Regions from separate parts of the Mus musculus genome. Here regions 1, 2, 3 and 5 are each linked to region 4. Evidence: chromatin loops called from intact Hi-C (ENCODE). Cell type or tissue: heart. All regions are shown on one strand. Region 1 holds the start of 2310069B03Rik (RIKEN cDNA 2310069B03 gene). Region 2 overlaps M1ap (meiosis 1 associated protein). Region 3 has its middle 23 kb from the start of Gm32591. Region 4 overlaps Hk2 (hexokinase 2). Region 5 has its middle 19 kb from the start of 2310069B03Rik.

What was found. A loop is a pair of places that touch in the nucleus more often than their neighbours do. Peaks named below come from ENCODE experiments on the same cell type or tissue, not always from the same donor. Only the 100,000 strongest peaks of a DNase experiment are listed, where the experiment ranks them.
Region 1: it touches region 4 in a loop (6-fold over the local background); 31 of 42 quality-filtered maps call a loop at or near these places.
Region 2: it touches region 4 in a loop (8-fold over the local background); 20 of 42 quality-filtered maps call a loop at or near these places.
Region 3: it touches region 4 in a loop (2.8-fold over the local background); 8 of 42 quality-filtered maps call a loop at or near these places.
Region 5: a loop joins it to region 4, with 2.3 times the contacts of the local background. A loop is called at or near these places in 9 of 42 quality-filtered maps.

What each region holds. Positions count from the first base shown.
Region 1 is chr6:82,879,494-82,884,493 of GRCm38, forward strand. 2310069B03Rik (RIKEN cDNA 2310069B03 gene) reads right to left here and starts at 2,360. Exons shown (of 4, transcript NR_040520.1): 1 at 2,276-2,360; 2 at 1,744-1,816; 3 at 902-963. In heart, CTCF peaks have their summits at 1,507 (motif pointing right) and 2,429; a DNase peak (open chromatin) is centred at 2,288; H3K4me3 peaks cover 206 bases; H3K27ac peaks cover 1,822 bases.
Region 2 is chr6:82,969,106-82,974,105 of GRCm38, forward strand. The region is part of intron 3 of M1ap (meiosis 1 associated protein); the gene reads left to right. Among named protein-coding and RNA genes, the nearest start is that of M1ap, 25 kb to the left of the region's middle. In heart, a CTCF peak has its summit at 2,093 (motif pointing left); no DNase peak of the experiment used is centred here; H3K27me3 peaks cover 924 bases.
Region 3 is chr6:82,851,718-82,856,717 of GRCm38, forward strand. No RefSeq gene overlaps it. Among named protein-coding and RNA genes, the nearest start is that of Gm32591, 23 kb to the left of the region's middle. In heart, no CTCF peak of the experiment used is centred here; DNase peaks (open chromatin) are centred at 2,794 and 3,854; H3K27ac peaks cover 1,864 bases.
Region 4 is chr6:82,737,882-82,742,881 of GRCm38, forward strand. Hk2 (hexokinase 2) reads right to left here. Exons shown (of 18, transcript NM_013820.3): 7 at 4,922-5,000; 8 at 1,638-1,793; 9 at 406-639. Among named protein-coding and RNA genes, the nearest start is that of Gm32480, 25 kb to the left of the region's middle. In heart, a CTCF peak has its summit at 2,458 (motif pointing right); DNase peaks (open chromatin) are centred at 2,660 and 3,420; H3K27ac peaks cover 1,090 bases.
Region 5 is chr6:82,860,768-82,865,767 of GRCm38, forward strand. No RefSeq gene overlaps it. Among named protein-coding and RNA genes, the nearest start is that of 2310069B03Rik, 19 kb to the right of the region's middle. In heart, a CTCF peak has its summit at 2,967 (motif pointing left); DNase peaks (open chromatin) are centred at 1,864 and 2,874; H3K27ac peaks cover 2,036 bases.

The DNA.
Region 1 (5,000 bases), 140 kb after region 4:
TGGAAGATTATTCTTTCAGGAAGAAAACTGAGAGCAAGTCAGGGCAATCTGTAACAATGCATTTAATCAGCTATAATCAAATTCCACAGGGTGTAATTTAGACACGTGGTTTCCCGGAGGGGGGGGGGTCAGGTGGGGAGCGGTGGATAGGGATGGGTGGGTGAGGCAGGGAGGGGCAGAGGCTGCGGGAGTCACAGGAGTCACGTGAAGGTTGAGCTGGTGGAAAGGAAGTCAAACACAGGTAAGGAAAGTTGAGTGAAGAGTAATTTCCCAGAGGACTAATTACTCCCGCTTTCATGGAGGGTAGGAGGGGAGGGAGGATAAACTGAGGTGAGTCTGCCACCCACTGAGTTAATGATTCTTTGTGTTGGAGTGCCAGTAGGTGACAGGGGATGCCAGTTACGTTGTTCATGTGCAGTCACTGTCATAATTATAAACCTCGGGGAGAACTAACTATCTGTCAGCAGACTGGCTGAGTAATAGAAGTCTCCCTAACCTGTTGCTGAATAAATGCAACTTCCGGGCTTGCAGAACCGCCAGTGATTCATGGAGCGTTGGGGTTTTGAGTGTCTGAGGTACTGTTTGGATTTTAAGGTCATGGCTTCATGTTTCACCTGAGTGATGTCGGGAAGTCCAGCCGCCCTTTCTTAAAGGAGCACAGCTGACACGAGTTAAGAAACGTAATTAGGGATCTAAGAAAGAAATCCACATGCAAAAGCCCTTCTCAGCCTTTAATCCAGCACTCGGGAGGCAGAGGCAGGAGGATTTCTGAGTTCGAGGCCAGCCTGGTCTACAAGTGAGTTCCAGGACAGCCAGGGCTATACAGAGAAACCCTGTCTCAAAAAACAGAAAAAAGACAAAGGGAAGAAAAAAAAAAAAAGCCCTCCTCCCAAGGACTTGCCTGCAACTTCTGTACGGCGTCTTGAGTTGGGGCTCATCTCTGCCTTATGAATATGAGCATTCCTGAACAGAGCACATTGAAGTCTGTTAGCTATTGTGTGTGTGTAAGTTCACATGCATGTATGCACATATGCACATAGGTACCTTCAGAAACCAGGCATTAGTTACTAGGTACCACAGAGCTGTGATTCTCAGCCTGTGGGTTGCACAGGCCATCCTTTGGGGGAGTTGAATGACCCTTTCATAAAGGTCACTTCAGACCACCAGAAAACGCAGATATTTGCTATAACAGTAGCAAAATTACAGTTATGAAGTAGCAACAAAATAATTTCATGGTTGGAGGTCACCCCCCATGAGGAACCATGTTAAAGGGTGGTAGCATTAGGAAGGTTGAGAATCACTTATATATGGACCGTTGTGAGCCACTTGATACAGTTCTGGGAACTTAGCTCTGGCCCTCAACAAGAGCAGCAAGTGTTTACCATTAGGGACACCTCTTCAGCATCAGGTATCTTTTAAAAATTTTTATTAAATTTTTATATAAATTTTATACAATTTTTTTTATTTATGTGTGTGCATAGGCAGGTGTGTAAGGAGGCCAGGAGAGGGCGCTGTGCTGGGAAATGAACTTAGGTCCTCTGGAAGAGCAGCAAACTGCTCTTGACCCTGGTCACTGCTCATACATCCTTCCCACCAAAATCTGTTATCTTTTTAACTATGATTAGCCTAATTTTTGTTTGTTTGCTTGCTTGCTTATTTTTGTTTTTCGAGACAGGGTTTCTATGTAGTCCTGGCTGTCCTGAAACTCATTTTGAAGACCAACCAGGCTGGCCTCGAACTCACATAGATCCTCAGCTTCAGCCTCCAGAGTGCTGGGACCAAAAGTGTGTGCCACCATGCCCGTCGATTATCCTGTCTTTAAAGGGAGAAACAGAGAACCCTGAGGAGGAAAGGTGGGGTGCAAATTAATCAACACTGCCTGGTCTAAAATAAAAAGTCTCAAGACCAGGACCCCAAACCATCTTCTCTGCCTCTCCAGGGGCCTGCACTAAGGGGCCAGCCAGCCAGTCAGGGGAACGCCACAGTAGCCCACTCTTGGAGGTCCCAAGCAGATGACCTTGTGGTCCCCAGGAGTGGCAGCACGGAGGGCGGACATGCTCAGATCTCAGTGGCTGTTGGCAAGGTTACATAAAATTTTATGAAGCACGCAGGACTGGCCCTGGAGCTGGCAGGAGGGCGGAGGAGAGAGCCTCATAACCACGCAGGCTATTGATCACTCAGCCTCTGCTCACAGTCCCCCACACCCAACCCACCCGCAAAGGCGTCCTACCCGCTGGGCAAAGAATGCTGCTCCCGCACTGGCCTAGGGCCCAACCTGCGCTGCAGGTCTGCAGGACCCACCGAGCCTGCTCCGGTGGCCTTTCCAGTGGACCTAAACTGGTGAAGGTTAGAAGAGTGAGGCTTTGTATCACAAGTTTCTGACTCAGTATTCTGATGCTCAAGTTACTCACAACCCCGAGCGCCCTCGCGCGTTGGCCATGCGCACTTCCTTCAATGCAGCCGACTGGGCCATCGGGCCTGGAGGGAGGACTCAGAGCAGGGTAGCAGATATTCCAATTTATGCTTGCCCTTTAGATATGCTTGTTCTGAAAAGAACGATAGCTCAATAGCTGTCAACAGACAGAATCTAGCTCTCTCACCTCTCTCCCATCCTCCCTCCTTCCCTGCCTTCCTCTCCTCTCCTGTCCTCTCCTGTCCTCTCCTGTCCTGTCCTGTCCTGTCCTATCCTGTCCTCTCCTCTCCTCTCCTCTCCTCTCCTCTCCTCTCCTCTCCTCTCCTCTCCTCTCCTTCCTTCTTCCTCTTCTTTGTTTTGAACCCCCTTATGCCTCTTCTGACCCAGTCTCTCCATTTAGTCCAAACTGGCCTTGAACTCCCAGCAGTTCTCCTGCCTCAGTTCATCAGCCTGGCCACATTTCCTGTTGATGAACTCCTACACCACAAATGCTATTCAGAAGTGTAAGGTAACATTCGCCACCAAAGCTTGTAGTTGGGGCGGCTCATTCAGAACAGATTTTCTACCCCTACTACAGCAATGTCCTTGAGATTTCCATTACAGCCTGCTCCGCCCTGTCTGCATTGCTCAGAATGACCAGTAGACATCACTTGTGGGTCATCACAGCATAGCTGGTTACTCTACCAGCTTACTGTGAGCGAGGAACTCTTTCCAAACCTAAGCAGCTATTACAGAAGTATTTAAAGGACAGCATTCGCGTGGTGGCTCACGGAGGGCACTGAGTTGGAGTCTTAACACCAACTATCGCTAGTTTGTCATCTTGAAGTTACCTTTGTGTGCATTAGCTCCACACCTGCCACCTGGAAATAACAGAGTCTTCGTGAGACAGAGTCTCAGGTACCCCAGGCTGGCCTCAAATTCACTATGTAGCCAAGGATGACCTTGAGCTGACCTTGAGAGTGGAATTAGGGGTTCATGCCACCATTGCCAGTTTACGTGGCACCTGATAGTAAACCAGGGCTCGGTACATGCTATGAAGGCATTCTACTAGCGGAGTTATGGCCACAGCCTCTGTGGCTCCCTTTAATTGAGATAGTATACACAGTCCTTTAGAACTGAAAAAAGAAATGTGCTCTGCACCTGAACATCTGGGCGTGGACTGTTTGGGGACTTGGGGTGAGTCACTTCCTTTCTCTCTGCCTCAGTTTTCATCTACAAGATGGGTTTGAGAAGATTGTTTATGAAATCCCAGCACTTGAGAGGTTGAGGCAGGAGGACTGCTACAAGTTCGACCTGGGGCTACATAGTGAGTTTCAGACCAGCCTGGGCTCCAGAGTGAGACTTTCTCTTATACAACAACGATAAAAAGTAAAATAATAAAATGGGATAAGAGAATCTTACCAAGTGATACTTACTCATTTATGAGATTAAATGAGATATGTCTATCATGCCTACATACAGTGAAGGCTCAATAAGTGTTAGTCTTTTTTTTTTTTTTTTCCTATTTGTTTGAGACAAGGTCTCGTGCGGCTCAGGCTAGCATCCAATATGTGTATCTGAGGTTATTAACCTTGATCTTGTACTCTTCTTGCCTCTGCTTCCCAAACACTGGGATTACAGATAGGTGCCACAAGCCAGGCACCATAAGTCTTTAAAACCTTTATGGTGTTTGCTCTTTTTAGCATCCCACTGTTTAGAAGACCAACTGATTTTATCCTGACTCTTAGATTCCTGGGTAAACAGCATGTATCTGCTTGTTCATCTTTTGACCTTTGTCTCTTGTGAACTATATGCGACCCTACCACTACCTTAGAAGGTAGTTGTTCTTGCCCCCCAACCCCCACCAGTTTATGGACAAAGATACACAGGCTCAAAGTGGTTTGCTCACTTACCGGATAGGGACGGTAAGTGGAACCAGACAGCATACAGCTCCTTCCTCCAAGGTCAGGGCTCTGTCTGTTTACTGTAGTACAGCTGCCTTTATAAAACCGCTAAGAGAAGCATTCTTGTGTGCATGTGTGTGTGTGTGTGTGTGTGTGTGTGTGTGTGTGTGTAGGCCAAAGGTCAACTTCAATGCCATTCCTCAGAACACTGTCCACTTTGGTTTCGAGACACGGTCTCTCATCTGTCTGAAGCTTGTCAAGTAGGCTAAGAGGCAGAGGATCTCCGAGGATCCACCTTGCCAGTCCTACCCAGCACTGACCGGCATTGCAAACGTCAAACACTACATCCTGTTTTGTTTTTTTTTTTAAAACAGGTTATGGAACTGGAACTTAGGTCATCTCCTGCTCTGCCAGCACGCCAGTCACTTAGCCATTTTCCTAGCTCCAGTGCACATCTTATTATATGATCCTTTGCCAGATATCTATGCAGGCTTGTTTCTCTTCTCTTCTCTTCTCTTCTCTTCTCTTCTCTTCTCTTCTCTTCTCTTCTCTTCTCTTCTCTTCTCTTCTCTTCTTTCTCTCTTTCTTTCTTTCTTTCTTTCTTTCTTTCTTTCTTTCTTTCTTTCTTTCTTTCTTTCTTTTCCCAAGATGGGTTCTCACTGTGTATCTCTAGCTGGCCAGAAACCTACTATGTCAACCCAACT
Region 2 (5,000 bases), 230 kb after region 4:
CTTTAATCAAAATTTTACCCAAATTTACTAAATTTTCTCTGGGATTAGCGAATGTCAAAGTTGATGCTATTCTGATGCCATGCTGAGACAATCATAAAAATATAGATAAGTTATGGGTGGATACTCCACGGGTACATTCGTGTGTGTGGGTTAAAATATTTGAGGGACCTCTGGCTGCAGACAGAAGAGTTGGAAAATAATTGTGTTAATTTCCCATTGCCATTTTCACACGCTAGGAAGGTGGAAGTTGCCACTTTGTCCCAACAATTATGAAAACACTTGCAAAGTCAACAATTCCCTTTAGATGCCTAGGAGAGGCAAGGTTACAACACAGGGCAAACAGCTGCCTCCAGAATCAGACAGACTCACAGCACACTAAAGCAAAACCTCCATGGCAACCACTGCTTGGGTAGGAAAACCCAAACATTAGTAAACGGCTAAAAGCTAAGTCTCAACATTTAAAACTCCAAGGGACGTCCTAAGGCCTCACACACTTCTGTGAGCTCCAAGTCTAAGAGTTCAACCAGACCCTTAAGAGGAAATTCCCTTATGACTCAAACCTGGATGGCAAGGGGGTGGGGCAGGAGAGAACAGGCATTCTGAAATACACTCAACGGTTCTTTTTCATAAGTTCTGTGGCCAGGAGAAACTAGTTAAACAGAACCTAGGGTTTGAACTGACCTAACTCACCTGAAGGACAAGAGAGAGCAAACTCAAGCTAATTACAGCCTTCCACATAGAGAGGAATGATCAACTCCAGCCCAATCGAGTCCCCATGCTCTAACCCACTCCAGCCCAGTCAAGTGCCCATGCTCCAACCCAAGGGGAAGAACACACTGAGAAACACTGTGGAGTTTGTATTTGAGTAGCAGCTTCTCTTGAAGACTAGGAACAAATAATCACATATCAATATTATTTTACGAACTTGTTTTGGGGGCTGATGAGTTGATTGAGTGGGTAAGAGCACTTGCTGTTCTAGCAAAGGACCCAAGTTCAATTCCCAGCACCCATATAGAAGCTCATCACCTTCTCAGACACCAGTCACACATGTGGTGCCCAGATGCTCTCGCAGGTGAAACACCCACACACATAAAATCATAAAAATAAATCTTAAAAAATGTTTAAAAACTTGATTACGCGAGATTTTAAAAACTTATTACTCTTATTATTTGAATAGAAAATAATAATAGTAGAGAATGTGTCCTTTCACACAAATACCACATTTGTAAAGGCCAATTACAATAACATCTTTGACCCAGTGGAACCCGTCTATCACAGAAGATGACAAGCGGAATAAAAGGCAAGACACACCATTTGAAGTTAGAATAGGTATTAGACCCAGTCATGGCAGGTATGCTAGAATTATCTGACTGTAGAATCTATTTGTTTGTGTGTGTGTGTGTGTGTGTGTGTGTGTGTGTATTTGTATGTTATTTATTTTTGAGACAAAGTCACACTATGTAGCCCTGGATGACCTGGAACCTACAATGTAGACAAGGCTGTGCTCATATTTTTGGAAATCTTCTTACCTCTGCCTTCCAAGTGTTGGCATTATAATCATGTACCAACATACCTGGCACTTGACTGTAGAATTTAGAGAACAAGGATTGATAGCTAGCAGAGAACAGGGCACGGTGACACATCCCTATAATTCACGGCAGTCGTGGCAGATCCACAGAGCCACCACAAACCAACCTGATCTAAGCAGAGGCAGCTTGAGGCCTGGGAGGACAACCATTTCGAGCTAAAATGGCAAACAGTAGCCCAGGCATAACCACATCAGAGCCTTAGAGTTTAATCCAAGCTGAGGCTCCCAGCACTGGGGACAAAGTATCTCCATGAGTTCAGGCCAACTTCATCTACATAATGAGTTACAGGCCATCCAGATCTAAATTGTCAGACTATCTCCAAAACAAACAAACAAACAAACAAATCAGAAATCCAACTGTTCGTAACAAGAATGTGTAACAAACCAAGCTTGGGAAATTTAATCAGCCAGTACACATGAAACAGGCATGGATGGGAACTACCCAAATTCTAGTCCATGTGGAGGGCTGGGGCTGGAAAATGAGGATGTGCTGACATCTACTGGACACCAAGAAAAACTCAACCCAAACGGTTATACGTGTGTACTCCACTATTCACAAGGCATGCCCACCCCGGGAATCTGGTTTTACGGGTTTGAACTGGACCTCTAGCCCTCAAATCCTGTCAGTTTGCTACAGAAGCTATCACAGGGAAAGGAGGAACTCAGTAGTATCCTGTTAAGGAAGAAATGCTGACTAATGTTATATAAAATGCATATGATACATGGGACATATTACATAATTCATGTGGAGGGTCATTGAACTCAGAAGTTTGCACGTGTTGGGCAAGCACCATGTGATTTTTTTTTAAAGATCTTTGGGTTATATAAGTATCTCTTAATAGTTTTTTTTATATTGCCTGATTAGGTTTCATGATTATTCTGTGTTCCCACACTCGTCCTATTGTGGACTCTCTCTCATTCCCTCCTCTCTTTTTCCCATGCCTTCTCCCTTTACCTCTTAGATATAATTTTCTGTGGCTTCTTTAAACTGTTGATCCTTCTAATATCCCAGCTTCATCCTCCCATGTGTTTTCTCAGTTGCTCTAACCTTGATCCCTGTCCTTCCTAGGCCTGTTTCCTAGCCTTAGTAACTAGTAGCTTGGTGCGCACTGCACTGTCCTTGTTTCTTTGTATCCTGATAGTTATTAAAGTTAGATGACTGTTTTTAAATACTATGATATTTACATAGTGTGGTGGCTTCTACAGTTCATAGTCTACTCTTGGAGTGGTGTAGTGGATGGTGCCCGACACCCTGGCACAAGGACTGGGGATTCAGCTACTGAACCACACCCCTCACCGTGGGAGGGAATGACAACTCAGCTTCAACACCTCAACTGGAAAAATGCAGCTGACCTTTTAAATCCAACCAATGGGTTAACCCTAAATGCACAAGTAACAATGAAGAAATACAAGAGACATGAAGAAATCAAGGCAATGGGACTCCTCTGGAAAATGCCAGTTCTCCAGTGAGGGATTCAGTGAAAGAGAATTAGAGGAAATCGCACACACAAAAAAAAGTTAAAAGAATAATCAGAGGAATGTGTAATAAATGGAAGAAGCTCCTAATATACTTCTAAGTGAAGTCAAGGAGCATCCAAATAAGCAACAGACCACGGAGATGGTCCACACCAACTCTTATTGCATCATTATCCACAGTAGCTAAATTATGGAGTCAGTCTAGATGTCTCTCAACAGAAGGATGCATGACAAGGTGATATATGTTCACAGTGGAACTTTGTTCAACCATAGACAAGATAACCTCTTATTGCATCATTTTTAGGAAAATGAATGCATCACAAGATTATCTAAGTGAATTAAGTCAGATCCAGAAGGACAAAAGTCACATTTTCTCATTTGTGGGTCTTGGACTTTATACAGATATATAAAATCATATGCATACATGACATAAAGTAATAAAGTAAGAACAAAACTGACTCATGAAATGAAGAGGACTAACAGGAATGAAAGGGAGGAGCAAGGGTTAGATTCAGCTTCTTCAAAATCATTCAAAATAAAAAGATGATAAAATGAAATATCTAGTATTAAGAGGAAATAATTCATCAAGCTACAATTTGTATGAAATCATACTTGAGAAGGGTGAGAAGAAGGACAATAATATCGGTTAGAAATGTGTATCTATAGCCAGGTGGTAGTGGTGCACACCTTTAATCCCAGCACTCAGGAGGCAGAAGCAGGCAGATATCTGAGTTTGAGGCCATCTTGGTCTACAAAGTGAGTTCCAGGATAGCCAGAGCTACGCAGAGAAGCCCTGTCTCAAAAAAAAAAAAAGAAAGAAAGAAAGAGAGAGAGAGAGAGAGAGAGAGAGAGAAGAAAGAAAGAAAGAAAAAGGAAGAAAGAAAGGAAGGAAGGAAGAATTCTTCTGACTCCACCTTCCAGGTGCTGGGATAGTAGTCATGTGACACAATGCCTGGCTCAAAATTATTATTTTAGCATGATTAAACTACCTGTAACCTAGTATAGTGTTATTTGAAAGTTGACTTGGATGGGTCACGAATATATTTAGGGTCCATCAGTCACCCCACAAACCACCAAAACACCGATCTCAGACAAAGGTGGTTTATTGAACGCACACCCTGAAAATGATTGATCAGGATTGTAGCTGAGGCTATGGCATTGAACATCTTTTTCTGTCAGCTTATAAAGAAAAGAAAAGAGGAGAGGAGAGGAGAGGAGAGGAGAGGAGAGGAGAGGAGAGGAGAGGAGAGGAGAGGAGAGGAGAGGAGAGGAGAGGAGAGGAGAGGAAAGAGGGGAGGGGAAAGGAAAGAGAGAAGAGGAGAGGAGAAGAGAAGAGAAGAGAAGAGAAGAGAAGAGAAGAGAAGAGAAGAGAAGAGAAGAGAAGAGAAGAGAAGAGAAGAGAAGAGCACAAAAATCACAATGAGCTCATATTAGGAAGTGTTGCCTGGTGGTCAGCTCTGACTTAAGACAGTCATATTGACCTTTAACTTGATGGGTCCATCCTATGTAAAGCTTTGTGGAATTTCTTAAGATTACCAAACCTCATACAGAACATACAGAACATAACAAGGTATGTGGTCAGCATGACCCTGCTCTGAGACAAGCTATTTTTCTGTGTCAATGACTGACTGGCAGGCGTTTTACAGAAACAATATGAAATATCTGGCAGGCAGCCGGGCAGTGATGGCGCACGCCTTTAATTCCAGCACTTGGAGGCAGAGGCAGGTGGATTTCTGAGTTAGAGGCCAGCCTGGTCTACAGAGTGAGTTCCAGGACAGCCAGGGCTACACAGAGAAACCCTGTCTCGAAAAACAAACGAAAGAAAGGAAGAAAGGAAGGAAGGAAGGAAGGAAGGAAGGAAGGAAGGAAGGAAGGAAGGAAGGAAGGAAGAGAAAAGAAAAGAAAAGAAAAGAAAAGAAAAGAAAAGAAAAGAAAA
Region 3 (5,000 bases), 110 kb after region 4:
GATCACAAATGGTTGTGAGGCAGTATGTGGTTGCTGGGAATTGAACTCAGGACCTCAGAAAGAGCAGTCAAGTACTCTTAACCTCTGAGCCATCTCTCCAACCCAATCAGAGGAATTGTAAATCAGAAGTTTTCCTGGCCATTGCTTTTAAAGTTACCAATCAGTTTAGAACAAATCAGTGATCACAGGCTCTCTGAAATGTCTTAGACATTGATATCTAGGCCCAAGTCATGTTATCAAAGGCCTATAGATACGTTTCAGCTCATCAGCCTCCAAATCCTCAGCAGCCAGAAATATCCAGTCAAGCCCATCTGAAACAGCTGCACCAGACATAACCAGAACTAACTGTTTACCCAACCAACACCACCACTTGGCCTCCTCACTTGACACTAGTTAATGGGCATGACTGCATTGAAACAGAGTCTCAGGTAGCCCTGGCTAGCCTTGAACTTACTCTGCTGCTGAGGAAGATATCCTTGCACTCATGATTTTTCTGCTCCCATCACACAAGTGTTGGGATTACAGGCACATCTAGTATCGTGGAGTTACTATTGCGAATGAAACACTATGTATGACTAAAAGCAACTTGGGAAAGAAATCCTTCATTCGGCTTACACTTCCACATCTTAGTCCTCACTGGACGAAGTCAGTACAGGAACATGGAGAGAGGAGCTAAGGCAGAAAGGGGTTGCTTGCTATCTTGCTTTTTATGGTTTGCTTAGCCTATTTTCTTGTAGAACCCAGAACCTATAACTGAGGGGTGATCCCACCCACAATGGACTGGGCTTCTACATCAGTCTCTAATTAAGAAAATGCCTTGCAGGCCTGCCTACAGCCCTGTCTTATGGAGGCATTTTCTCAACTGAGGCTCTCTTCTCTCTGATTTTACACACACACACACACACACACACACACACACACACACACACACACACACTACATATAAATATATACACATATACATATATATATACACATATATACATATGCATACCTATACACACATATACACATACATACACACACACATATGTGTTGGGCATGGCAGCACATATTTGTATTATCAGCACTTGGAACACAGAAAGCAGGAGAATGGCTGCAAGTTTCAGGCCTGTCAGGCTCCATAATGAGACCCCATCGCAAGAAATAAACAGGAGCTGGGGAGATGGCATAGCAGTTAAGAGCGTATACTGCTGTTCCAGAGGATGTGAGTTTGGTACTCAGCACCCATGATGAGCAGTTCATAAATGCTTATAACTGCAGCTCAGAGTGCTCAAGGCACTTACACACACACACACACACACACACACACACACACACACACACACACACACATTAGCAAAGACAGTGGGATGAGATAATTGTGGCCCTAGCACTTTTGTGTGATCTTCAAGCTCCCAATGCCTTTCCTGGTACTCGATGACTTTAAAAGCATCATGTCACAGAAGTTGACAAGAACCGGGACTGACAGTCTACTGCACAGAGGCTTCCTAGGAATCCTGGCAAGGCATCAAGGGTGCTGTTGGATGCAGGTGCTGGGCCTCCTCCTGCCTCCGGGCATCCCAGCTGGAGCCTACATTTCCATCCCTGGCAGAAACCTCACAGTATAGTCATCCCCCTGGCAAATTCCCAGTTTATTCCACAAAATAACAGAGAAACGAAGCAGTTGTAAAAATTAGGTACACATAAACCGTTGACTCTTCTATTGCAAGATAGGCACATGAGCATATGCCAATCAATGGTCCACAGCAGGGTTTTGGCTGCTGTATTTCATTCACAGTTCATCATGGGGTAACCAAATGCATCCATGAAGCCCCAGGACTGGCATGCAGCACAATAAACAGGATACCTGTTTATCACGCCAGATACTCTGGGATCAATCAAAAAAAAAAAAAAAAAACAACTCACTCCCTTTGATTATTTATGTATGACTTCAAAAATCTATTTTGTTGTTATTATTTTGAGATGGGGTCTCACGTAGCTCAGGCTGGTCAGGAGCTAGCTAAGGCTAAAGATGGCCTTCAGTTTCTGACCCTCTTGCATCTCTGCAGGGTTGGGATTACAGGCATGACCCATTCTCGTCAACGCATGATTGGATGGTAAGCAGAAAAGTTCCTCAACTTGCCAAAGACCTCCCTATTTCCATAGTTAACCTCTGAAATCTCTCACCATGCGCCTCCACATTTCTTCCTCCCACTGATACCAAGGTAGAAGATCAGCAATGACTTTTGTTCTCCATGGGAAATGACTCCACAAAGGTGTATGGCGAGGTGACAGCATTCAGAGGGGAAGCACAGAGATGTGGAGCATCCAAAAGAATAAGGATTCCAGCAAGGCGTGGTGGCTCACACCCATACATAATCCCAAACTTGGCTCAAGAGCCTGTCACAGGTATCCTGAATTCTAGGCCAGCCTGGGCTGTACAGTGAGACCCTTTCTCACAACAAAAATGAGGGTGCTACCAAAGGGAGCAGTAAGAAGTGGGGCCCCAGAATGGTTGTCAGGGGAAAGTAATGAAGATATAGTGAGTATATAGGGATGTAGTGAGGAAACTTAGGAAGAGAAATGGATAGTTTATCCAGAGCAGGGAGTTTTGCCACCCCCAGCTCCATGGGGACACACAGGCAGGAGACTTCACAACTGGGATGTGGTCTCCAGGGAATGAGAGGGGTGGAAAAAGACAGCGTGTCCAGTGTCTCCTGCTTCACGTGGACACTGCTGCACTAGGGCCAGCATGACCACCGTGAATGTGAGCCAGGCCTGGCTGCTCTTCCCAAGGTCAGCCTGCAGACTCTGCTTACCCAACCACGTGGAAATGAATCAGGGCCCCGCCAAGCTGCATGGGGCATGGGTGTGGGCTAGAGCCCTGGATACTTACACACGCCTAGAGAGCTGAGGTCATCAGACTCAACACAGCTGTCCTGAGAAGGCCAGGATTGACACCCAGTCAGACACACACACACACACACACACACACACACACACACACACACACACTCACACACACACACACACACACACACACACACACACACACACACACACACACACCATAAACTAAACAAAGAAAAACAAAGAAGGCAAAGCAGCTATAGCAGGAAGGGTTTTATTGGTTTTGTTTAGTTTGGCTTTTGTTTTTTGAGACAGAATCTCTCTTAAGTCTAGGCTGGCTTTGAACTCATGATTGTTCTGCCTCTGTCTTTTGAGTGCAGGGATTAGAGGCATGTGTGGCCACACACACACCACCACCACCACCACCTGTCACCTGCAGTAACTGGGAATCCTTACTGTGACTGCAATGGGAGCTGAGATGAGAGCTCAGATCCTGGGAAGCCATAAAAGACAGACAGCAGGCTTGGTGGCCACCTGTAACTCTAGTAGTCAAAGGCAGGGGACCATGGCAATGTGGATAGCTACATTAGACAGAATTGGCAAGGTCTAGGCTCAGCAAGAATCCCTGCCTCAAGAAATGAAATGGAGAGTGATCTAGGAAGACATCTTGCACCAATACTGAGCTTCCGCGGGCACACACACAGCCTCACATACATGTGCACCCATGTGACAAAAACACATGCAAATATACACACACACATGAATGCAAAGGACAAACAGCCTCTGAGCGGAAAGCAGAAAGACTCGTGATTTCTGCTGAGCTCTCCTACGCCCTTGCACCCTTCCTGAGTATTCTGCAGGGCACCACTGGAGCAGACCGAGGTGGAGAACCATGCCCCGTGGAGTCATCACTCTGGGCTTTCCTGAGTGTGGCAGTTCTCTATTCATATACCCAGTCACAACACAGGAGGGTCAGGGCAACTGGGCCGCACCCTGGGGCTGGGAGGAACTCTGAGCAGGATGACCTACTAGCCCAGCCTGATCCCAGCTATAAGCCAGGCCAGTAAGGCAGGGTGTCAGAAGAGCTCCAGCTGTGAGAGACAACAGGGTGAAGCCAGGGCCAGAGCCAGAGCGGAGGGAAAGGAAAGAGCATCAACAAAGCAGCCGCCCAGAAGCACAGCCAAGCAGGGTATCTATCGTGGGCACTTGTAGTGTTGCTCTAGAGTTTAGGAGGGTTCTCAGATCCGTAGCTGGGGAACGGAGAGATAGACAGCCACAATGAGGCCAAGGCCCTAGAAGGTCACCAAAAAAATGACTCAGGGACACAGGTCCAAGGGAAACATCTGGGTATTGCCTTGGATCTTGGAAGGTAGCCCTGAGTCACCATGTTAGATGAATGAAGGCAAAGAAGATGCTTGGTCCAAAGGTATAAGGAATATGGACCAGATGGCTGCCCGGGTGAGGGGTAGGGGCGGGGGACCTCGGGGACAACCACACGGCTAGGATACTGAATGAATTCAGATGGGAGGGAAGGGATTGAACCTAGAGTCTGTTTTCTGAACCTTCAACTGTACAACCAAGGTCTCTCCCAAGCCCACACAGTCTTTGTCCGATGTGAGCATGGTGTCCTACTACGCAGCAGTGATACCTGGGAGCTGCCACCGTTGGGAAAAGCTCTGCTTTCTCCTGCAGATGCAGCCCACACCTGGGCACATAGCCACGGGCAGAGGGTGGGGGACTTGAGGGCCTACTAGGTCAGCCTCTGTGGCAGTCCACACGCTGCATACCTGTGTGTGGACGCCCGAGCTCAGCTGCCGCCCTGTAGGGAGGACTGCCACAGCTCAGCTGCCGCCCTGTAGGGAGGACTCCCTAACTGATTCTTGTTCACAGGGGTTGGAATTTCAAGAATGGAAACTAGTAAAATCCCTTCCCCACCCTGCAGTCCCCAGGCCAGAACTGGAGAGAGGCTGATAAGCTGAGCCGCAGCCCGAAGGAAGCTAGAAGCCTGATCTGCAGGTTAATGGACAACTACCAGTACTTAAACATGCATCTCTCCCTCATCCGTGCTCCCCACCCACAGGACTGTACCCTGATTCTTTGCCCATCTCCTTTTTCTCCTGGCCCCTCTACTCATTGCTCCTCACTACCACACACACACACACACACAC
Region 4 (5,000 bases):
ATGATGTTGGGTTGTGAGGACGTGCTTGCCTGCCATGCACAGAGCATTCAATGGCAAACTCTGCAGAAAGGTGGTACACACCTGTGATCCTAGAACTTGGGAGGCGGGGACAGACAAGAGGATCAGAATTTAAGTTCGCCATGGGCACAGATTGAGTCTAAGGCCAGCCTGGGAGGGACTAGAGGACAAGCCTGTCTCAAAACAGAGCGGAAGAGGAGGCAGCAAGCCAAGGACTCAGCAACCAGGAGCTCTAAACAGAGGGCAAGCCATCAGCTGCCTTCAGAAAGCAATCCCACTCATACCAAGTGACTGGAGAACACTTATGCTGTCTGGAAAGCAATACAGAGCTGCCTCATGGAGTCTCCAGGGGACCCTTCTGTTCCCAGCCCCGGCTTGCTCACTCACTGGGGATGTTTCTTGTAGACAGAGCCATCCACGCCGATGGTGGAGCGGAGTCGCTCCTCGCCCTTGTTCTCTTTGATCCGCCACAGCACCGCGGCCAGGGTGGCTGCACACAGGCTGGCTGAGCGCGTGGACACAATCTGGCAGATTCGGTGCGTGGCCACACAGTCCTCCTGCAGCGGGCTCAGACCCAGGCGCACCAGGATCTGGTAGGCCTTCTGAATTCCGTCCTTATCGCTGGGAAACAGATAGGGTGTGAGCAGTGTTGAATTCACTGTGGCCAGCAGTTCAAGGCTCCTCTCCCAGACCACCCACACCCGAGTATACACACACACACACACACACACACACAGAGGGAGGTCTGCTTTCTGTCGGCACTCTTTTATTTTCCACAAGGAAAACCTCGAAGTTCCTTTGTGTGTATCTTATAAAGACAAGACCCTGGTTTCGCCGCTGCAAATGGGGAGCAAGCGAGCATGTGGGTTCCTGCTCTCTGTTCCCCTCAAAGTATATGAATGGCAACCTTTGAGTACTTGAAGCCAGTGTGGACCCTACCTGTTGGCTCTCTGCAACGGCAAAAGCCAGTCTATGTCTGAAGACACGGGAAAAGGCTGGAGGTAGGGCCTGAGCCTCTCCTTGAGGAGCCCCATGCCTCTATATCACGCGCCTTCATCTCCCTTTGGGCTTAACAAAGGGCAGGCAGAACTGCTCCGAGGGTCCTCGTTAGCAAAGTTCTTTGAACTATTTCATTGCCCTTCTTTGCCACTAAAACTACTTCCTCGCTCCATCACGTCCCTGAAACTATAAGACCCCCTTCAATCAAGTAGAAATCTCAAGCGAGAACAGCAGATCTAAATCTTTGGAACATTGTTTAGTGAAAGCCTTTGCTCCCATTCCCGAGCTCACTGGGAAAAGCAAACCCTTGGCAAACACAAGAGCCCGAGTTCAATCCCCACAATTTATGTCTAAAAGAGGAGGTGGAGGCCGGTGGGCCCTTGGAGGCTCAGTAGTCAGTTAGCCTAGCTTACTTAGTAAATTCCAGGCCAGTGAGAAGTCTGTCTTAAAGGTAGACACTTTGCAGAACACATACCCAAGGCTTAACACACACACACACACACACACACACACACACACACACACACACACCTCCAAGCCATGCCTCTTATTTCCCTCCCAGTTCCTGCCCTACTCATGGAGACTTGGTAAGCAGAGAGGCAGTGGGCCCAGACACTTACTCTTCAATATCCGAGACATCTTTGGTCTCGAAGGAGCCAGTGGTAAGGAGCTCTGGGCTGAGTTTCCCTTGGAACAGCAGCTCGGCCTTGGCCATCTTCACCAGGATGAGTCTGACCAGCTCCCCCATGTACATCCCGCTGATCATCTTCTCAAACCTGCAGAGACAGACCAGTGACGTCCCACCATCAACAGATGTACACCCTCTCTCCTCCAGAGGAGGGCAAACACGCATAGCGAGACTCTGTCTCAAGAAAAAATGTATCAAAGCAACAACAACAAGGCTTACAGAGGTTCCCAATAGGAAACAAGGTGGCTATAAGTAGATCAAGGTACAGATCTTCCCACTCATCCACTGACACTGCCTTCCCCAATTGTGAATTCAAGAAAATGGGTGACAATAACCTGGCAGAGGCTAGGAGGTGGTCAGGCACGTCTTTAATCAGCATTTGGGAGGCAGAGGCAGTTCAAGGCTAGCCTGGTCTTTAAAAAAAAAAAAAAAAGCCAGTAAGTAACCTGGACAGAGATTGGGGTAAAGTTCCAGGGCAGGCTAAAAGAGGGCTCAAAAATCTTGTGGTGAGCCGGGCGGTGGTGGTGCATGCCTTTAGTGCCAGCACTTGGGAGGCAGAGGCAGGTGGATTTCTGAGTTCGAGGCCAGCCTGGTCTACAGAGTGAGTTCCAGGACAGTCAGGGCTACACAGAGAAACCCTGTCTCAAAAAACAAAACAAAAAACAAAAAGAATCTAGTGGTGAACGGGTTGAAAGCCAAAGGAAGAAATCAGGGCCAGCACTTAAGGAAGTCCAGTAGTTTAATTTTCCACCACTAGGTGGCACTCTTCTTTAGCGATTGCTCTTTTTGCCTGGGCCCACGTGACAGAAGAAACCAAGCCCTTCGGAATATCTTCTGGGTAAAGAAAACCCCTTGATGTCTCATAAAGGATCAGAGTCTAACAGACAGGAAGCATAATGGGCTGTGTACTAACTAGGATGGGCCACACCACCCAGGAGGCCCAGCAGGGGTGTGGCACAGAACACCTAACAGAAACTGAAAACCGGGCCCTCAATCAGCAAGATGGGACTTGCTCATAGTAAAGGAGCACTGGCAACGTGGTTCCAGACACCAGCTATGCCAACATTTAGGAGGTTGAGGCAAGAGGATCAAGTTTCAGGCTAGCCTAGGCTACACGGTGAGACCCTATCTCAAACATTAGAGAAATGGTTCTACGGTTCAGAGTGAGGACCACTCTGGCAGAACAAAATTTGATTCCCAGCACTCAGGACTATGTGTAATTCTAGTTTCAGGGGCCCTCTTCTGGCCTCCCCAACATGCATACAGCGCACTTAAAGACATGCAAAAAAGTCACTGATGCTCATAACGTGAATAGATAAATGGGAGACAGGGGACGCATGCCTTTAATCCCAGCACTAAGGAGGCAAAGGCAGGCAGATCTCTGGGAATTGAGGCCAGCCTGGTCTACAAATTGAGTTCCAGCACAGCCAGGGCTACACAGAGAAACCCTGTCTCAGAAGGAAAAAAAAAAAAAGTCAAGGTCATCTCAGAAAGTGAGTCCAAAATCAGCTAGGGTCACAGGAGAAGCTGTCTCAAAAAGCAAAAACCCAAAGTTCCAACACAGCAACTATTTCTGATAAGTAGCAACCCGGCTTCAGGCTTCAGCACTGCAGAATTCCAACGTCTACATGACGCTGTCCTTCGTCAGTGGCTCTTTACAACAATGACTGCCCAGCAGGACTTCAGGGTCACCCCAGTGGATAGTTTGGAAGACTCCCTTCCAATCACTGTCAGTCATCTATGGCTAAGCCAGTGCGGTTGCTCATTTTATCTTTGGACTCTCCCAAGGACACGTGGCTCCTCACAGGGACTTGGGTTCATCCCACTGAGGGAAGAGGCACTGAGTGAATGGCTTCCCAGCTAATCTCTCAGCACCCACAGCAGACACAACCACAGGATCCTAAAGGAAGTGAAAGAGCAGAGACTCACATCTCAACACGGAGGGGAGAAGCCTGTGACTTAAGGGAAGGCTCCCCATCTCCTTTTCCAAATAGAGATCAGAACTAAGTTTTTCTAAAACACTCACGGCACCACGAGAACCACAGAGATAAATGGTTCATTGCTCAAAATGGTTTTGCAACTGCTGTTTAGCCCTTGCAGCAGCTGCCAATCCTGTTTCAAGATCTTCCACAGAGAAGTTTTGCAAATTCGAGAAAATAAGGTTGTGTAAGAGTCGAAAGGAGGGCCAGTGAGATGGCTCAGCAGGGGCTGCTCTTGAAAAGAACCCAGATCCAATCAATACCCAGCACACACATGGTGGTTCACAACCATGTGTGACTCCAGTTCCAGGGGAGCCAATGCCCTCTTCAAAATCTCCAGTCACCAAGTACACATGAAGAAGAAAAGAAATACAAAGCCTTAAAAAAAAGAGCCAAAAGTAACAAAAAATAAGACTGGTGCATATAAGATTCAGGGTACAAAATGCTAAGCTTTTGCCTCCAATTTTCCCTAGGTCATAACTGGCCCAGAGGCCTAGTGTGAATGAAGACACAAGGCCTGGGACTCTGAATAAGCGGTGATTTAAAAAAAAAAAAAAAGTCAACACAGGGTAGCACATCTTTAATCCCAGCACTTAGGAAGCAGAGGCAGGTGGGTGTCTGTGAGTTTGAATCCAGCTTTCGTCTACCTAGTCAGCTCCAGGCCACCAGAAACTAAACAGTGAGACCCCGTCTCAAACAAAACAAAAAGCCAAATCAAGGCCAGGCTTGTAACTCCCTTGGTAGTGTTTGCTCAGGGTTCAATTCCCATCATCAAATAATACCAGCTACTTGCTGCAATCTTGGCATCCAGGCAGTGATGGGCCAAAAGCCACAAAACAGTGCCTTTAAGAGCCTCATCTTGCCGGGCAGTGGTGGCACATACCTTTAATCCCAGTACTTGGGAGGCAGAGGCAGCAGAACTCTGAGTTTGAGACTAGTTTGGTCTACAGAGTGAGTTCCAGAACATCCAGGGCTACCCAGAGGGCTGCTGACCAAGACTCTGTATTGAGAAGAACCCAAGCAAAAGCATGACCACCCGAAGGGCTTCTCTCTGCTTTCAGCCCCTTTGCAGTCTTATGATCATGACCATTCCCACAACTCGTGTGCCTCCACAACCCTTTGGGGATAATGCAAAGGAAGCGTGGAGACAAGCCCTTGCTGTGTGTGGCAGTCCCCCCTCAGCTCCACACCCTATCCACTCACCCACCCACTCACCCCAAAGGAAGATGCTACTTACAGCTGCTTCCCAGGGTTCAGTGAGCCCATGTCGATCTCTCTGTCAAACTCAGTTCGGATGTCATTGAGTGTACCGTCGT
Region 5 (5,000 bases), 120 kb after region 4:
GACAATGACCTCAGCAAGACTGAAGCAACAGGATTAGAGCAGAGGGCAGTGGAGAGAGGACACCTGGGCGCACAGGCACGCATGCCAGGCAGTTTGCAAAGCCTGGGAGTGCGGCAACCTGAGGGGATCCGCAGCATTCAGGGCAGAAAATTTGTTTCCAGAGGTGGCTTGTGAGACTCTGTGAGAACAGAAGAGCCTAGAGGGGTCAGGGATCCATTCTAAACTTTATCATTGAGATGGTAATTCATTTTGGGAAACCATAATTATCACATTCCTTCTCCACTCTAAATAGGCATTGTAGTTACTTTTCTCATTGTTGTTATTATAAAATACCAGGAGAGGCTGGGGAGGTGACTCGAGAGCTAAGAGTGCTTTCTGCTCTTTCAGAGGATCCAGGTTTGATTCCCAGCCCCCAGTTCAGCTGGTTCACAACTGCCTGATAACTCCAACTCCAGGGGAGTAACTACACCTCTCCCCTATATGAGAACTCCACTCACATGGACATACCCACACCCTGACAGATACACATGCACAAAATTGAAAATAAAAATAAATCTTTTTAAAAAAAAATCTAAAATATCCATTTAAAAAAAACCAGAGAAAACCAACTTGACAGAGGAAGGTTTTATGATGGCTCACGGTTGTAGGTGACACTGCCCACCATAGCGAGGCAGCCAGCCACGGCAGTAGGAGAATGTCTGGTTACAGTGCATCCACAATCAGGAAGCAGAGGGTACACAGGAAGTTGGACTGGGATATAAAACCTCGAGGTTTACCTCCTGTGGCTTACTTTCTCCAGCAAGATTCCACCTCCTAAAAGTTCTGCAGTCTTCCAGAATATTGCCATCAGCTGAGGACCAAGGGCTCAAATACATAGACGCTTCATACTCCAAATAGAACTTTGAAACCAGTAAGTGCTTAGAATAGACCAAACACCACTTAGCGTATGCAACCCTCTTTTCACAGTGAAGTGGGTCCCATGATTATTTCCACTCTTCAGATATAGACGTTGAGGGTTGTAGAAGTTTATTTATTTGTTACTGACAGAGAAAGATGAGTGGGGAGAGAAGTCGTCTTAAAGAGTGAGAAAGACTTTAAAATAATGCTGGAAACATCTTTATTTTAAATACTTATTTATTTTGATTATATATATATGTTCCTATGTGTTGGCATATGCATGGGTGTGGGAGCTTGTGAAGGTCAGAGGCACTGGCTCCCCTGCACCTGGGCTTACAGGCCACACAATGTGTGAGCGCTAGAAACCAAACTTGGATCTTCTGCAAGAACAGCAAGTGCTCTTAACCACCCAGCCATTTCTCCAGCCCCTGGAAAGACCTTTTAAAAAGCAAATGGATTATCAGTGGACTGAGAGGAAAGGCATGCCCAGTGAGCAGAGATCAGGTTACATCAAGGCCCAGAAACAGGAAATGAGCTGGAGAGCTCAGTGGGATTAGCCTGGGAGAATCAGAGGGAAGGAATTGGGCAGTGGTGTGTCATCCTGGACTTTGAAAAGCAGAATCACATGACCAGATCTGTTCGATGAGCTAATGATTTCATCGTGTCTTTTAAAATCAAAGCTTGCCATTAATTATGGCTCCAGTCCTGTCTTCATCCTGTCATCACCCCCATCAAGATCCCCATTTTATGCTGCGGTGTAATGTGGTTTTGCTACTTAAATCCTTAGCCGGGAACAGCATCTACCTACCTACCTACAGGTGCACACACAAGTATAGACGTCTGGGAGAGGCAGGCCAGAGGTGGGAGCAGCGGGGACCTCAGAAACAGGCAGAATAAGCAAACAGGTCACAGCAGCCAGGGGAGAGACAGAGGAGGGAGCAGCTGGTCCGAGTGTCACATGTCCCTAGAGGTTAAATTGGATGAGGACTAAAAAAAGACCCAGGGATTGAGTGACGAGAAGGTCACCATGTAGGTGTCAGCTAAAGGAGCGCAGGCAGAAAGGGCAGACTCATAGTCCAGCAGTCTGCAAAGGGAAAGGGCAAGTGTGGGGTGAGCCAAAGGGGGAGGCGTTCACGGCACTCTCTCTCTGGTGGGCAGGTGGGGGGATTGTTGTTTGTGTATGTACAGAGTCTCCTGTAGCCCAGGCTGGCCTTGATCTGATCCTACCCTCCCGTGTATGTGTTGTGGATCCTGTAGCAGCAGCTGACCTTTAACTCCTAATCTTCCTGCCTCCGCCTCCCAAATGCTGGTTCGCGTTGCAGTGTATTATTTGTAGGGGTGGGTGGGGGTGGAGGCAGGGCCTGTGAACGTAGGTGGAAAGAGACGCTTCTGTCCAGGGAAAGCATTCAGGGACCTACGAACCTGGATACGGGCTTTAGCCTCCGATATGAGGAGAAAGCAAGAGTCTACATGCTGGGGTTTCCCTGGGTATGGCTAAGAGATGGGAGTGCGCAACCACGAATCTGAGAAATGGGTTTAATATCCTTCCCTCTGCTCCAAATATTGGAAAGGCCACTGACCCAGCCACAGAATCCTGACCCTTTATCCCCCTTTGTGCATCGGTGAGGCCTTCTCTTCTCAGGGATTTGATTTTCCTGCCTGAGGAGCCTGGTGGGGTGAGGCACGCTGGTGGGTAGGATGGCAGAGGAGGGCAAGCCAGGGCTTGGTAATGCAGACTTCCACATGCTGACTCCAGCTTCTCATAAGAGCTGGGCTCCCTCCCATTAATGGAACAGTTCCTGTCCCACCTGTTTTCTGATCACACTGCCAGGCGCGTTCCAAAGATGAACTCAAAGGGAGCACATATCCCAGAGGAGGCTGGAAGGAAAAAAAAAAATGTAGCACATGGGTTGGGAGAGGCCGGTGGCAGCCACAAGCACATAGGTCATGTTGCCTGTCCTCACTGTTACACAATCACAAGGACTGCAGTGAGTCACAGCAGCAGCAGACAGAGCTCCCCAGAACCTCTGCCTGCCCCAGGAGCCCAACACAGCCCTCTGCTGCCATGGCCTGGCACAGGCGGGCTGCCTGCCTGTAAACTCAAAGCTAACCACTTCCTCTGGAAGGGAATCCCGGCCCCCCAAAATACTTCTCTGAGACAGCAGCAGTATCAACAGTCTGCACAGCAGCGTCCGCGTGAGAGATGTGGACTCTCAGCAGCTGTGTGTGGGTTTTGAATGTTCTTTAACAAGCTCATAAATGCATATACTGAATTTTGGTCATTTTGGTCATTTTTACCCCCATTTCTATCCTTCTCCTTCCCACTCAACCCTTCCTACCTTCTAATGACTTCCCCTCCTACTTAAAAAGCAATTATATTTAGTTATTACTTTGTACGTGTGTGTGTGTGTGTGTGTGTTTGTGTGTGTGTGTGAGAGAGAGAGAAAGAGAGAGAGAGAGAATGTCAAGGTCAGAGGATAATTTACAGGAGCCAGTTCTCTCCATTATATAGGTCCTGGGGATTAAAGTCAGTTTACCAGGTTTTCTGGAAATTGCCTTTATCCACTGAGCCATTTCAACACCCCTAGCTTACCTTGGAGAGGGGTGTGTGTGTGCCCCACTATGTTTAAATAAAGTTGTTTATGTGAGCATGAGAGGAAGAAGAAAATCCCAGCATTTCAAAACTGGGAGATTTAGGCAAGGCACATTGGCGAATACCTTTAATTCCAGCAGAGGCAGGTCAGGGGGATCTTCATTAGTTCAAGGCCAGCATGAACTACCCAGCAAGTTCATGGCTAGTCAGGGTTACATAGTGGGACTCTGTCTCAATAGGAAAAAAAAAATGTGCTTCAAAGATGAGAGAATCTTTAGAGTTCTTGAACAGATAGGAAGCTGGCAAGGTGGCTTATGCCTGTAATTCCAGCACTTGGTGGGGAGGCTGAGGCAGTAGAACTGCCTGGGGTCTTGGCTTACATAGTAAGTTTCAGGGCAGCCAGGGGAATAGCAGGAGAATTTTTCTTAAAAAAAAAAAAGCCCAAACCAAAGAGGCAAAATCAAAACCAGGTAGGAAACCTCAAGCCCAGCATCCAGTGAGCAACAACTGAAGGCCACACAGTGAAACAGAAACAGAGTTGGGCCAAGCTGTCTTATTTCAGGCCGGAAGCCACTGGCTCCCACTCCACTGGAACCTCACAGCCCTAGCAGAGACTGGAGAACCTGGAAGCAGAAGAAGCCCTGGCCTTGGAGTGAGCCAAGGGATAAAAAGAGCTAACATCTATAATCTAAGCTCTAGAGGTTCCCCAGGGATGACTGAGAAGGAGCAGTTCCTACCCACCTCCACCTCCACCTCCCAGAAATTCCACAGGAGGCATCGATGCAGCTGACAAACCCTGGCCCTTCATGTCCATGGGGGCAGTTCTTCTTAGGACCACATTCTTCCTTCCTGAGGAACCCCAAAGGGTTTTCTCACACTCTCCAAATTCCACTTAGAAGTCGCCTAGCTGAGCCAGGTGTGGTAGCTCTCGCTTTTAGTCCTGAACTAGGTGTAGTAGCTCTCAGGAGGCAGAGGCAGGTGGAATTCTCCTACCTGGAACATTTATAGGGATTGTATATGGGACCAGGTCAGATCCCAAGTCTGTCTGCTCAGATGTGCTTTTCTCATAGACACTCTGGCTCCGTGACACGGGACATGTTATCCAAGTTATCTGAGTCTCCATCACCTTGCACATATGATAAGATAAAAACTATAGGTTGTTGTGAAATCACTCAGATAATCTGTGAAAAGTGCTGAGCGCAGTTGGTGCTTGGTGTAAGATCCTTTCTGGGCCTCTGCCTGATGAGTGCTGACATTCCTGTATGAGAACACTGGAAGGGCCACATCCCATATGGTGCTGACTCTGGATGTAGTCAAAGGTAGAGGACTGCCGTGCTGGCCAGTCTTAGTGTCAACTTGACACAAGCTAGAGTCATCTGAAAGAGGCGACCCACAACTGAGGAAACGCTTCCATAAGAGCCTACTTTAAGGCATTTTCTTAATTACTGGTTGATGTGGGAGGGCCCAGGCCTTTGTGGTTGGTGCCATCCCTGGGCTGGTGGTCCTGGGT